Linked DNA regions of Mus musculus: region 2 is linked to region 1. Evidence: chromatin loops called from intact Hi-C (ENCODE). Cell type or tissue: left cerebral cortex. All regions are shown on one strand. Links, peaks and the distances in the headings refer to the core of each region. The heading gives the core; the rest is flanking DNA.

Evidence for each region. A loop is a pair of places that touch in the nucleus more often than their neighbours do. Peaks named below come from ENCODE experiments on the same cell type or tissue, not always from the same donor. Only the 100,000 strongest peaks of a DNase experiment are listed, where the experiment ranks them.
Region 2: it touches region 1 in a loop (3.0-fold over the local background); 1 of 42 quality-filtered maps calls a loop at or near these places.

Annotation. Positions count from the first base shown.
Region 1 is chr2:84,883,528-84,886,027 of GRCm38, reverse strand. The region is part of intron 1 of Rtn4rl2 (reticulon 4 receptor-like 2); the gene reads left to right. Among named protein-coding and RNA genes, the nearest start is that of Rtn4rl2, 1.9 kb to the left of the region's middle. In left cerebral cortex, for the core only: a CTCF peak has its summit at 1,202; DNase peaks (open chromatin) are centred at 380, 641, 1,750 and 2,314; H3K4me3 peaks cover 2,454 bases; H3K27ac peaks cover 2,239 bases.
Region 2 is chr2:84,729,114-84,736,130 of GRCm38, reverse strand. Ypel4 (yippee like 4) reads right to left here and starts at 1,927. Exons shown (of 5, transcript NM_001005342.2): 1 at 1,838-1,927. In left cerebral cortex, for the core only: no CTCF peak of the experiment used is centred there; DNase peaks (open chromatin) are centred at 1,741, 2,104 and 2,668; H3K4me3 peaks cover 795 bases; H3K27ac peaks cover 988 bases.

The sequences.
Region 1 (2,500 bases), core at 1-2,500:
AGGAGGAGGCATAAAGGTTAGACGACCAGAAACTGGGGTCCAGGGGAAGACCAAGGAAGAGGGAGGAGAGGGTGACCAGTTCAGGAGAGAGGTGTACAGGGGCATAAAAAGCTAGAGGGGAGCGGGGGGGGGGGGGGAGATAACCGGAAGGGTGAGGACTGGGGCTCTAGGAGATTGGAATGGAAAGGGGATGGGAGGACTAGAAACCAGCGGAAGCTAGTGAGGAAGGATAGATGTAAGACTCAGACACCAGGAAAATGGTCACCAGGGGTGGGGGCCGGGATCCCTACGCGGTAGAGTGATTTGAGACGGATTAGGATGTCAACAGAAGCCAGAGAAGGAGATGGAAGAGAAGCGATGGTGCCCAGGGAGTAGACAAAGAGGCTCTGGTAACCACTTCCACGTGGGAAGCTCTCCATTCCAAAGCGCCTGCCTGGTATAGCCCTTCTCTCAGGAGTAGCTGCTGGGCTAGTCCAAAGGACCCTGAGCTCGGGGTCTGGGTTAGAGCTGAGGGAAGGAGCGTGAGCACTTTGTGTGTGGGGGTGGGGGGCAGCCTCCTTGGGGTGGGTACCTGGGCTGCCTCAGCGCTGCCATTTATATCTCCAAGCCCCGACGTCGGATCCTGCCGCCCCACAGTAGCTGCTTATTTTGGGGTGTTACATTCTGGCAGAGTGAGAAGCTGTTTGCAGCAGCTTTAAAGCCTCCAGTCACCTGCATCGGTGCCTCCTCAGGCCCCTGCGTCACTGGTATGCCATCGCCCCCCTGCCACTCCCAAGGCCCCCCACCTCCTCACCCTCTGCCCCCTCAGCATCTGCCTGGCAGGCCCCTGGCTCTTCTCTGAGGCAGCGTTTGAGGTGTGCAGATGGTGCTTGTATTTAGGACCCAGCACCTTCTTTCTACAACTAGAGGCCTGTCTACTTTTACTGGGACATCTCTGCCCTATTATGGTGCACCCTGGTTCCTGCCTTGGACACTGCCCCCCACCCCTTCCTCCTCAAGTTTCTTATTCCCAGGGGCCTCTGGCCTAACGGCTGGCACAAGCTGAGAACTTTATCTCAGATCCTGGGTACTCCAAGGTCTGGCAGCCCTTGGGCTTTGACCATGATCCCTTGGTGAATGGATCCTTTTGGCTCTGGGTACCTTAGCCTTCCGGGGATCAATATCATGTTGTAGTCTCTCTCCACTCCCTCCTGTGGCCAGATCTGGCTATGCCTTTGGTCACTGATCACCTCTTCTTGACTCTCAATTGTGCTGTGCTCTAGAGTAACCAGAGCCTGGAACCTAGGAGTGGAAATCTATGGAGAGAGCCTATGTCCATCCTGTCCTGTCCCCACCCCCACCCCGTGACCCTGACCCCCGACCCTGAACAGCTAGTATTGTGGTTGTTCCAAGACTGAGCATCTGGGCACAGTACCTATATTCCCTTTACCTCTAGGCCAGCATATCTTATTGAGAAGGTATGATGGGGGAAGGGGACTCTGAAAGAAAGGTCAGAGCAGGTCCTTGGTCCACAGTCCAGTGTGTGCTCTTTCAGCTCTGGGTCCCACATTACACTTGGACTTCAGAGTGAAGTCTTCTTCCCTTCCTAGAAAGGTTGGGGCCTTTGTACTATTGATCTCCCCAGGGGCCATGACAGGTTGGGTTCTGTGGATAAAGAGGGCAGCATGCATAAATGGAGTACTGGCATGCAGTAAGGGCTCAAGAGTAGATTGAGTCCTTCTCTGGTCCCATACGCCATTCATGTTAGGGGGTTAACAGAGGGTGAGGGAGGCTTGCAGAAAAGGCTTCCCTCTGCCTTGACTGCAAGGAAGGGAAGAAACCAAAGATTCTGAGAAGGACAGAAAGGGGTTCTACCAACCGGAAGCCCACTTTTCTCCTTTCCAGCCCTCAGTGATTTCTTGTCTCACGAAGATTTGTTCTAGATGGTGGCTGAGGATCCCCCGTCCACTTCTGACACACTGTGCCTGCCCAGGACATGCATTGGGGAACCTAGAGTATAGCTGTGGACCTCAGGGGAGGGCCTGGAGTGGCTGTGAAGAGGTGTGAGAAGCAGGCCTTAGGGAGGGGATGTGGGAGAAGGGGAAGGTGCTAGGGGCGGAGGAGGGAGAGCAGAGGGAGCACAAGGTGCTCTCCCAACCCCCTACCTTGCCTCTGCCTGGAGTGCCCACTCCAATCCTGCCTGGGGGCAGAGAAGCCCAGAGCCCACCACCTCCCCCTCCCTCTCCCCCCTGCCTTCCGTGAGAGCCGCAACCTGAATTATGGATGAAGCTCCTTGGGTTACAGCTGCTTTGCGCGCGGCAGCGAGGGCCAGAAATGGCATCAGAGTCACTGTTACGCAGCAGCTGCCATGGAGTGCCCCCCACCTCTAGGGTCCCTCCTCAAAGGGCCTGCAGGGAATACCACTGACACGGAGGGAAGTGAATCCCGCTGAGAGAAAGGTGTGGACAGGAGCGCAGGGAGGCAGGGAGGAGCACGGGATGAGTGAGGAGCCAAACAGGGA
Region 2 (7,017 bases), core at 1,674-4,173, 150 kb after region 1:
TTTCGGCACTCGCCTGCGGTTGAGTCCTGCGCCCTGGAACTCCATAGAACTTGGTAGCTTCTTCAGTATTGAAGACCTTAACCCTGGGTGTTCCTCAATCCTGCATCCTGGGATGATACAGCTCCCAGACTAGAGGGAGCACTTGCTGTCTTCCTAGCATCTGGTCCTCTGGTCTCATTACTTACTTACCGTTGCCTTAGCTCTGAGTTAAAGACAAGCACCTAGCCCTAGGAGGAGAATTATCTTTCTTCCAGCAAGTCTGACAGCTAGGCCCGTGGAAAGTAGGCAGCACATCAGAAGCCAGGCTTCTGGGCTGTGTGCTATAGAGTGAGAGCAACCTTAATAGGAGACAACAGGGTAAGGGGACACCTTATTTTTAAAAGCTGGGCTTTAGGGCACAAGGCAGAAAACATTTCTCCTCCCAGGAGCTAGAGCAAATGCCAGTGCCAGGACAGCAACAGTGAGATAATTGCGGGGATAAGAATCCTGAGACGCTGGGATCTGCTCACACTCCAGTCCCAAAGTAGCTGAGTGCACTGCAGGCAGAGGATAAGGAGGGAAGTGTCTTCTGTTAACTCCGATAAGCAGGTGATGTGCCTCTGCCTCTCTAGTGGAGCATCCTGCAGCTGTAGGTGGGGTGGCCTGTGTCTCCTTCAGAGATGCCCGCTAAGTGCTCTCGTGATGCTAGACCACCAAGCAGAGGAGGCAGCACAGCTTCAGTTACCCACATAAACAGTCTGTTCTCCTGTCCTCCATGGTGGCCATGAGCACCCGATTCTTCTACTGTCTCGAAGGGCTGTCATGCAGTCTCCACAAATCCCCCTGGGTGAGACCATCTTCAGTTTTTGGTCCTCTACTGTTGTCTTGAGTCCCAGGAAGACACCTTGGGCTTAGTTCAGGGTGACATTGTATTCTGGCCCTTCTTGCTACAGTTCAGCATCACTTCCATGATCTTCCTTCAAGTTTGCCTGTAGTTCACCTCAAGGTGCCACCTTGAAACACCTACTTCAAGGGACCAGGAGATGCCAGGTTTGCCCCCTCCCGCTATCTTCTTCCCTAGCCCTGTCCTTCTGTCACTGTCACGCCTCCCTCCCTGTCCCTTTCTGCTTCTCTGTCCAGCAGAGGAGAAGCTGCAAAGGACAAAAAAATAAAATTAAATTAAAAAATCATAAAAAGGAGAGTTGGGGTCACTTCTCCCATTTCTGCCCTCTCTCGTCATGGGGTGAAGCAAATCGGGGAAATTACTGAGGTCAGAAAACAAAACAAAGGTGAGTGCTGGGAAGAGGACGAGTCCCTGAAGCTGAGATGAGGCTGGACTGTGGGAGGTGGGGGGAGCAGAAGGGCTTGTGCCTGGGAAGACTGGCAACTGAGAGCCTAAGTGACAAGGCAGAGACAGGTGGAACCAGGTGCGAATCCAGTGCCTCTCAGGGAATAAAAAGGGGAGGGGGACTTGTGCTCACAACGGATGTATTCAATTGCTTTGAGTTTTCGCCTCCCCCTGGACCAGGCATTTTCAGTATGGTATGGTCCGAATAATTAGCAGAGCAGCCAGCTCCCAGGGCTGACTCTGGGGGTCTGCACCGGTAGCAAAAACAATAAACAGTGATGTCTGATGCCGCAGCCAAAGTTGCCGGGAAATAAGTGCGAGAGAATCGTCAGAGCTTGGGGAAGGATGGAGGAGCTGAGAGAGAGGAGGGAGCGGAGGCAGCAGGGAGGGGGAAGGGAGGACAAAGGGTGGATGAATAATGCTTTTGCAAAGGAGAGAAAGCAACACACAGCAGGAAGAGGTAATTTGCGAAGGGGAAAAATTGATTTGGAGAAGGGCTGCCCCCCTCACCTTGAGGTCTGCTCCAGAGATCTCCGTCTATCTCTTTCAATCTCTCTGTTCACTCTTCTCTCTTCTCTGTTGGTTCCTTCAATTGGGAAGGGGATGGGATTGGGGGAGGGTAGTTGAGGGGCTGAGGTCTGGGACTGCAGGCTGGACAGCTGCTGGGGGGCAGAGGTTGCCTCTTGCTCTGTACCTCGGTCTGTGGGTAAATGTGGCTGTGTGTTGTGGAACTGCATCATAACACTGTGAGTCATCCAACCCCCCACCCCCCTCACCTCCCACGTCAGAGCAGGGCTGGGAGACACAGGAGGCGGGTTGAGAGGGAGGGAGGGGGCAGGCATCAAGGGACCAGGCTAGAGGGGTGATGTTAGGGAGTGGGGGCAGAGAGATGGCTGGCATAGGGGTGTCGATGTAGGTGGTAAGGAAAAGGAGAAATAGGTTGTTAAGGAGCAAGGCTGTGTGACCAAGGAAACGGAACCCGAAGAAGGGCAGGGATGGAGTGAGGGTGGCAGGGAGGGAGCAAGGATGGTGAAGTGAGGTGGATCTAGAGAGAGCCAGGAAGTACACTCGCACTCAACATGATACATTTCCACTTCAACTCTGACATCAGCTCTGATGCAGGGTAAGGTAAAGAAGGATATATTAATTGTCATGGTTGACAAACCAGGCTCTCAAATGTGTTCAGTACTGAGTACTTGGAAGCTTTAATGTCCATTTCATGGCCCCAAAGAAGCCATAGGTCAAATATGACATCTTAAACCCAGGAACCTCTTATCAACTCCCTCCAAACGGTTTGTGCTGCCAATGGAGACACCTATGTGACATGAGGTTCTTAACAGAGCTGTGAACTTTCAGATCCTCAGGGGAACTTCACTCTGCATCCCAAGACTGCAGTGTCTATTGCAAAGTCCAGCATGCTGAAGATATTTGCAAAATAGTTGTTTGCTTTCATCTTCAGACAAGGGCTATGTGTCTGGCTTTGATATCCAAGACACCGGTGTTGAAATCTTAGCTTTGCCAATTATTCACCAGGAACCCTGGGCAAATGACTAATCCTCCTGCACTATACAATTCCTCTTCTGACCAGTGAAGCTAATTCTATTTACCTCCAGAAGAAGTGACTATGTGAGACAGCTTGTAAATTTCCAAAGTGCCTGACATATGATAGGCACTAAGTAAAGAGTAATGAAATTTTAGGTTGTTCCCTCCTTTTGTACTTAACTTTTTTTTGGGGGGGGGTGGTGTTCGAGACAGGGTTTCTCTGTATAGCCCTGGCTGTCCTGGAACTCATTTTGTAGACCAGGCTGGCCTCGAACTCAGAAATCTGCCTGCCTTTGCCTCCTGAGTGCTGGGATTAAAGGCGTGCACCACCACGCCTGGCCTGTACTTAACTTTTAAAATTAGCATTCTAAATTGAATTTTGTTATGGGTTAGTGTTATTTTTATTTTTTTAAGATTTGTTTACTTTATGTATACGAGTACACTGTAGCTGTCTTCAGACACACCAGAAAAGAGTGTCAGATCCCATTACAGATGGTTGTGAGCCACCATGTGGTTGCTGGGAATTGAACTCAGGACTTTTGGAAGAGCAGTCAGTGCTCTTAACCGCTGAGCCATCTCTCCAACCCCCAGGATTAGTGTTATTTCAAAACAGCATTCTCTACATGGGGCAATGAGATGGGCAGGACTGCAAATTCCAGGCCAGTCTGTGTGTCCTGGTAAGATAAGGAGTGGATAAACAGAAACTCTGAACCAATACAGGTGGGAACCATCATCATCATCATCATCATCTCAGAGCATGACTCAAGCTCAGAGGGGATTTTCTATTACAGTTTTGATATTTCAAGAGACATGATGCCAAATGTTTGTCTTATAGAGGGATTACATTTTCCCTTGCTAATTTTTTTACAGTTTTATTTACTTAATTTATATGAGTACACTGTCACTGTCTTCAGACACACCAAAGAGGGCGTCAGATTCCATTACAGATGGTTGTGAGCCACCATGTGGTTGCTGGGAATTGAACTCATCTGGAAGAGCAGCCTTGGTCTTAACTGCTGAGCCATCTCTCCAGCTCCACTATTTATTTATTTATTTATTTATTTAAAATCAGCTTCCAGGTAAAATTCATCTGACCTGGAACACTTTCCATGGAGTGCAGTACTGTGTCTGTCACTAAATTATGTGGGCCCAGAACACGCACCCATCCACAAGACAGAACTCCATTTTATTTCATAGGCTAATTTTCAGAAAATGAAAACTGAAACAGACTCATGGAGAGTAGTTTTGCTATCTATCTCTCTTCTCACATGTGAGGGGTGAAGATTAAGGCAGGGAAAACAGGTAAAGAAAGATCCCATGGGTCCTGTAAGAAGAAAGGGAGATTCTGAATACTCAATTGGGATCAAGTCTGGCGTGTAGGTAAGCTCTGAAGACACAGTGTGTGTATCATGAGGGTTAGTACTAGAGGCCTGAAAATGAGAAGAGCTGGCTGAAGAAAGAAGGACTCTGAAATGATGGTTAGCATCATTCAGGAAGCTGAGGTGAGAGGATCTCTCTCAGTAAGCAGCCAGCCTTAAGTACACAGGGAGTTGCAGGCCAGTCTGGGCTACAGTGTGAGCCTCTGCCTAAAAACAGGCACGCTGGTCATGATGGCTCATGTCTGTGATCCCAGCACTGCAGAAGCAGAGATGGGAGGATCCAGAGTTCAAGGCTCTCAAAATACAAAAGCCAGAAAGAAAGATGGCGGGTGTAACAGATAAAAATGGTAATACTGGAGTTGTGAAGATGGCTCAGCAGGTAAATGCACTTGCTTTCCAAAAGCCTGACTGAAAACCTGAGATCAGTCCCCAGACAGAATCTCTGTCAAGGTCAAAGGACAGGGTCCACTCCAAAGCGTTGTCCTCTGGCCTCTGCACTGTGGCACATTGCCACCCCCACATCATCACCATGACACGCAGCATGATGAGCCCAACAAAGGAAAAAGAAAAGAAGGATAAGAGGAAGATGACTTTGAGGGTCCAGGCTTGAGGAAAAGCAGAGAACAGCCTCTAGGCTGTAGAATTAGAGCTGGAAGCAAAAGGGATGTTCATAAACTTAAATCAACAAAGAAACAAAACTATCAAAGGTTTAGCTGTAGAGAAGGACCAGGACACAGGACAGAGTGATGGGGTGTCCTACGGGGGTCGGGTGCAGGCAGACTGCCAGAGTGCCTGGTGAGATTGGAAATGAAGAGAGTGCAGGCAACAAGCACACTCAAATGGCTTGTATACCGTCCTTTTTCTGTATTTAAGAAGTGAAGTGGAGCAGAGTGTGGTGGTGGTACACGCCTTTAATTCCAGCACTCGGGAGGCAGAGGCAGGTGGATTTCTGAGATCGAGGCCAGCCTGGTCTACAGAGAGAGTTCCAGAACAGCCATGGCTACATGGAGAAATCCTGCCTTGAAAAATCAAAAAAAAAGAAGAAAAAAAAAAAAAAGAAAAAAAAGAAGTCAAGTGGAGAGCAATCTCAAAGGGAGGAGAGGGCTCTTGCTGATTTCAGCTTGAGATGGTTATACACTATCTGAGGAAAGATGAGATGGTTATACACTATCTGAGGAAAGATGCCTTTCAGGTAACTGGGACGCATTGAAAGTGGAAGCAAAGAACCAGACTGGGAAGAGTGAGTTCCGAAGAAAAAGGATTAGGCTACATGCTTGCTAATGGAAGTCTAGAGCTAAAATTCTGAAGAATGAAAAAGGATCAGCCTATGCCGAATAGTTCGTTGAAAAGCTAATGCCTGCATGGTGAATGAATGGCGTAACTAAATCACATCTCCAAAGAAAACTGTGAGAGGTGACAACTACCTGCCTGAAAACTGAGTGCTAGGTAAGACCAGCAAGAGAAAGGTAGACCAGAAAGTTCCCCTGATCTCTCAGTTCAAATTCATCATGTGGGCAAGGATGAACAAAGTATTCACCTGCTTTAAAAACCAAACAAGGGTTGGAAAGATGGCTTAGCAATTGCAGCTCACAGTTATTGGTAACTCCAGTTCCAGGAAATCAGGCCTCTTCTGATCTAGAAGCGCATCAGGCATGCACACAATGCACACACATACTTGTGGACAAAACACTCTTCTACATAAAAATATGTGGGGCAGTTGTGGTTCACACCTTTAGGTCCAACATTCAAGAGGCAGAGGCAGAGAAGATGGATCTCTGAGTTCAAGGCCAGCCTGGTCTATGGAATGAGTTCCAGGAAAGCCAGGGCTACACAGAGAAACCCTTTCTTGAAAAACTGAAACAAACAAACAACCCCAAATCACAAACAAACAGTGTGGGTTGGGTGGAGTAGCTGAAGAGTTGGCTCATGGGTTAAGGGCACTTGTTGCTCTTGCAGAGGTCCTGGATTTGATTGCCACATGGCCTGCTCACAAACATCCAGTGCTCCATCATCTTCTGACTTCTGCAGGTGCCAAGTATGAGCGTGGTCCACATATATACACACAGGCAAAACACTCACACACATACATCTTAAAAAAGAAACCCAGAAAACCTGTAAAATGGAGGTTACAGTTATAACTACAACATAGGATTCTACCTGGGATTAAATGAATATATACCCATACAGCCATGGAACAACACCTAACAGCTAACACTGTGTAATTGTTTGCCCATTATTAGAAACTGATCCGGCCCCCTAAGCTCTTGGTTTAAATGTTTTAGTTATGATTCTCTCGTTGCTATAATCAAATGTTTGACAAAAAGCAACTGAAAGGAGGTTTTTATCTTGATGAATGGTTCGGGAGACAGAGTCAGTCAACACGGGGAAGACATGGCAGTGGCAATGGCATGCAGCTATGGTGGTGAAAACTTGCTTACGTCTGGCCAGATCAGGAAGTAGACAGAGAGGAATGTGGGTCCTTTTTTTGTTTTGTTTTGTTTTGTTTTGTTTTTCGAGACAGGGTTTCTCTGTGTAGCCCTGGCTATCCTGGAACTCACTCTGTAGACTAAGCTGGCCTCGAACTCAGAAATCCACCTGCTTCTGCCTCCCAAGTGCTGGGATTAAAGGCGTGCACCACCACCACCACCCGGCTGGAATGTAGGTCCTTAAGTGGCCTTTCCTTTTCCTCTTCTGATTCAGTCCAGGACCTCAGGCCATGAAATGGAGCTGTCCACATTCAAGGCAAATCTTCCTCTTCAGTTGCATTTT